Regions from separate parts of the Homo sapiens genome. Here region 1 is linked to region 2. The links are chromatin loops, found by intact Hi-C in ENCODE. Cell type or tissue: mammary epithelial cell. All regions are shown on one strand. Region 1 has its middle 6.4 kb from the start of HCFC2. Region 2 overlaps TXNRD1 (thioredoxin reductase 1).

The links. Hi-C counts contacts between places; a loop is a spot of excess contacts. Peaks named below come from ENCODE experiments on the same cell type or tissue, not always from the same donor. Only the 100,000 strongest peaks of a DNase experiment are listed, where the experiment ranks them.
Region 1: a loop joins it to region 2, with 5 times the contacts of the local background. A loop is called at or near these places in 10 of 110 quality-filtered maps.

Annotation. Positions count from the first base shown.
Region 1 is chr12:104,056,868-104,059,367 of GRCh38, reverse strand. It overlaps a transcript of GLT8D2 not described here. Among named protein-coding and RNA genes, the nearest start is that of HCFC2, 6.4 kb to the left of the region's middle. In mammary epithelial cell, a CTCF peak has its summit at 1,506 (motif pointing left); a DNase peak (open chromatin) is centred at 357; H3K27ac peaks cover 198 bases.
Region 2 is chr12:104,287,726-104,290,225 of GRCh38, reverse strand. TXNRD1 (thioredoxin reductase 1) reads right to left here. Exons shown (of 17, transcript NM_001093771.3): 4 at 1,186-1,295. Among named protein-coding and RNA genes, the nearest start is that of TXNRD1-AS1, 8.1 kb to the right of the region's middle. RefSeq lists a silencer at 1,318-1,447 and enhancers at 1,314-1,859, 1,860-2,407, 2,408-2,500. In mammary epithelial cell, a CTCF peak has its summit at 1,366; a DNase peak (open chromatin) is centred at 1,375; H3K4me3 peaks cover 2,464 bases; H3K27ac peaks cover 2,500 bases.

The DNA.
Region 1 (2,500 bases), 230 kb after region 2:
TAGAGCAGCTCCACTGGAAATTACATCCCATAGGGCAAGTAGATCTGTTCAGAAAGAGCTGGGATTTGGTGGATCAAAGTCCTGGAGGATCAAGAAAAGATGGATCCTGAAGTCCATGTATACCTACATGTATACCAGGGTTGAATAGATACATTAATTCTCTATTATAGATTATATAAATATTATGTATTCTATACATGTACAGGAATCCCTCTTTAGCCATGGTTTCACTTACCCACAGTCAATGCAGTCTGAGAATATTAAATGGAAAATTCCAGAAATAAGCAATTTGTAAGTTTTAAATTGTGTAACATCCTGAGTCACATGATGAAGTCTTGCGCTGTCCCGCTCTTACCTGCCTGGGATGTGAATCATCCTTTGTCCAGTGTTTCCACACTGTATGTGCCACCTGCCCATTCGTAATTGAGTAGCTGTCTTAGTTAGAGGTATATAGGATTTGGTGCTATCCGTGGTTTTAGGCATCTCTGGGGGTCTTTGAATGTATCCCCCTTGGGTAAGGGAGCATCTGTTGTGTTATAGAAAGCTCTATTGGACAGTGCTGCTCTAGACTTTTTAGGCATATGTTAGAGAAGGTACTTTCATCTCTCACTACTTCCTCTCCTCTCTGCCCACTCCTCCGTATCAAACACCCACCAGAGTCATTTACCTGGACTGTTTCATTTGGGGTTAAGATCAAGGGCTTTAAGACCCAATAGGTTGTAGCTACTTAACTAGTTGTATGGCCTTGGTCAAATTATTTATCCTCTTTGAACCTCAGATTCTTTGTCTATAAAATGGGAATAATAAGAGCATCTGCTTCTTAGGGTTAGTCAAAGGATTAAATGAGATAATATGGTTCCAAAGTGGCAGCAAGGAAGCAATCTGGCTTCACACCCCCCAATGGAAAACCCAAAACTAATATTCAACACTGAAATTATCACCAGCAATATCCGAGAACTCAAATATGAGGATGAGACATTTGCTGGGGCCACAGAGAAGTTTAAAAAACTCTGAGCAGATGGTAAGAGAATCAGACTTCCATATCTGTAATCCCCTCCCCACAATCTGCCAGGCACCAACTGCATGAAAATTTCCCCCAACTCACAGTCTGTACACTGTAAAAAGTGAGATCAAGGCATAGACAACCAGCTTCTCCACAATCTTGGGTTCCCTTGCAGGAGACTTGTCCCAGCCTCAACCACTAGAAGCATCAGCAGTCCCTAGAGGAGAAATATCCCTGAGAACAGCCAGAGACAAAGGGGAGAGGTGAGACTACCATCCCAGCTCTGGAAACTCTGCTGTGTAACTTGACAAAAAGAGATGGAGACACCAAATCATAGTGGCTGTTCAGCAGCACCACACTGTAGGAGGTTGGGTCCATAGGTCCCTTGGACACTGAACCCCTAGCTAGCCTTCCCAAACTACTGGGATATCCCCCATTAAGGATGAGGGGCACTGATTATTTATTAGAATGGAGGCAAACGTGGGTTTCAGCACCATCTAGTGCTGAAAATGGGGCAGTGACCTAGCAAGGGGGGAAAAAAAGAAAGAAAGAAATAGGTAAATGAAATAATACATGTAAAGTACAGGCAGTCTTCACTTTGCATGATAACACTGTTCTGTAAACATGATATGCAAGCCAACACCCTTCAAAGTGATCTCAATTATCAGTGGGAAAAATTACAATTGTTTTGTGATGTTTAAAAACTTTTGTCAAAATATTAAAAACTTTCTTACTGTTGGATATAAATATATAGAGAAATGAAAAAATTGTAAACCTAATATTTCTTTATTATGCCATAATTTAAAACAGAAATATTGAGAATTAATGTGTTTTGCTTTTTTTTTTTTGAGACAGGGTCTTTGTCACCTGAGCTGAAGTACAGTGGCATGATCACAGCTCACCACAACCTTGACCTCCCAGGCTAAAGCGATCCTCCCACCTCAGCCTTCTGAGTAGTTGGGACCATAGGTACATAACACCACACCTGGCTAACTTTTTTATTTTTTGTAGAGACGGGGTCTCCCTATGTTGCTCAGGCTGGTCTTGAACTCCTGAGCTCAAGCCTCAGCCTTCCAAAGTGCTGGGATTACAGGTGTGAGCCACCATGCCCAGCCTCCTTTCTAAGTTTTCCTTTGTGCTTTCAATGTTGTGAGATATCTTTCAGCATTCCTTTAATGTGAATTTTTTGCCCATGTCACTTTCTGGAACATCTTTATCCTTTTCCTTACAACTTCCTTCCTTATTTGTGTTCATAAGTTTACCTTTACTAAGTCTCTCTGGATGCCCATCTGGAGTTGAACAGTGGCAATGTCAACATTCCCATGGCCACCAATTTCTTCTGTAACTCCAGTGATCTTTGATTTGAACTTCACTGCCACAATAATCACTTTTTGTTTCTTTGCTTCACTTTTATCTTTATTGGCAAATTCTATCGTCCATTTTTTACAATGTTACTTGGAGATAAAGAGGCAACACAACTACATGCTTTGCTGTCTG
Region 2 (2,500 bases):
TAAAAGAAAAGGTAATAAATAAAAATTCAAATTATTAGTATTTTTCCTAAGGCTGCAACACATCTAAATATATTTTTACATTTAACGCAGGCGTTAGGTTTACTTCTAAGAAGGCAATGTTTTCATTTCTTAAAAATTACAGAGATATAAATGGATAAGGACAAAAATCACATGGATCGTGGTGATGGGACTACGGGAAGTTTTCTAACCTGGTAATCTACCACAGGTGAGATAGAACATCACCCAGGTGTCCTGTTCCCTTAAACATGCACCCAGCCGTGGATCATCTGAGGTCAGGAGTTTGAGACCAGCCTGGCCAGCATGGTGAAGCTGGGTGTAGTGGCGGGCACCTGTAATCTCAGCTACTCGGGAGGCTGAGGCAGGAGAATTGCTTGAACCCAGGAGGTGGAGGTTGCAGTGATACAAGATCACGCCACTGCACTCCAGTGCACTCTGGGTGACAGAGCAAGACTGTTTTTTTTTTTTAAATACATAAATAAAACATACATACACCCAGCCTCCAAGCATTTTTCTAACACTGTAGGCTATAAATCCCTCAGTGGCTATAACTCCTCAGTAGCATAGGTCTAAGGAAGGATTTCTACTGCGTTTGCTACCAGCCAAAGGGAAGACTTCTTCCTTTCCCTTCACCCAACTATTAACTCTGGGCTAAAAAGACACACCTGAAGGAAAACGAAGTCACCCCAAGAGCTTCCTGGTTGCTCTCCTCCAGACCCTGGGGTTTCCGGGTCCCCTACCCCTGAGAGAATTAAGAGGAAGATTACAGGGCCACCTTGATGACAAAGATAAGCATTTCCTGATCCCCTTTTCTCAGGACTTCCCTAAACAACTAACATTTAGCAGATTACATTGCTGCTAAAAAATGTTATTTACAACTGGGAGGGAAAGAGGAAGGGGAAATAGGAGAAAAAGGACATTTTTAAAAAGCTATTTTAAAAGATAAAAAGCGTTAGAAATTTCAAGTTTCCCGAGATGTGAAATTTGTCCAACGTCTCATCAACTTCGATTAACACATGCGCTAGCCCACGAGCGTTTTTCGTCATTTCCCAGCGCTGCGTCCCGTTTGGAGGGTCACATCCACGCTGGCTTTAAAAGGCAGGCTGTGACCACGCTGAGCTCAACGAGCTCATCCCCCGTTTAAAAAGATACGTTACTCTCTCCTACCTTCAAGGTTGGACCATGGCCGCCTATCTTTCTCTGTTTCACAAACACAACGGGCAGATCGGTTTCCGCGGCCAATTCCGAGAGCGTTCCTTCCAGGGCCCGACCGTCCTCTGTGTGGCACAAAAGCAGAGCGGAGCGTGTAAGGTGCTTCTCCCCCGCTAACAGGCGGGAACTGCGCCGGGGGCGGGGCTTCCGTCCCGGCCCCGCAGGCACCGCGTGCCCTCTGTTGACTCCCTTGCAAGTTAGCATGACTTGCTGCATTTCTGACAAAGGCTAGAACTCACAATCAAGCTTGGAGTCTGACCCCGGCAAATCCGCACACTGGCTGAAAACATGGCCTCAAGGCTAGCTGTAAACGTCAGAGTTCTAGTCAGGGTTAAATCATTGCACTACTCCGCTAAAATTAAACGTCCTACTTTCCCGGTAAATCCCGAATTCAGAAAAGCTTCAAAAAAGAAGCTTAATACACGTTTATCTCAACTTTCACAAAACACCTCCCAGTTTGATCTTGCTTTCAACTCTGCATCTATACTGAATGCCAAAATCCAACTTCCAACGTTTCCTTGACATTTGAAACCGTGGAGCAAAATTAAGAACACTCTGCCTACCTGGTGCATTCTTAAAAAGAATCCTGAAGCAATACACAACGCTACAGATGAAACTAGGCACTAATGGTAAAATTTCACAAAGGGGTGAACTCAGTGGAACATACAGATTCCACAGTTACACTGACATGAGGCCTATTCATTAGACATAAATCACGCCAACATTCAAAAGTATAGCTGCTTATTTGGGAGGCCGAGGCGGGTGGATCATGAGGTCAGGAGTTCAAGACCAGCCTGGCCAAGATGGTGAAACCCTGTCTCTACTAAAAATACAAAAATTAGTCGGGCGCGGTGGCAGGTGCCTGTAATCCCAGCTACTCAGGAGGCTGAGGCAGGAGAATCGCTTGAACCCAGGGGGCGAAGGTTGCAGTGAGCCCAGATCGTGCCACTGCACTCCAGCCTGGGCGACAGAATGAGACTCCGTCTCAAAAAACAAACAAACAAAAAAAACCAACAAAAAACAAAAAACAAAGTATAGCTGCTTAATTGTAATAATAGTAGCTAACATGTCTATACTGCTTCACATATATTTACATTTCAACTTCACAACCACTCTACAAGTAAGTATTACCAGGCCCAACTTACAGACAGGGAAACAGGTACAGAAAAGCTAAGAAACTTGTCCAAGCTCAAGGAGCTACTCAAAAGCAGCGGCAGGATTCAAACCCAGGCAATGTGGTCGACGCGTTTAATCACTGTCCTGTACTGCC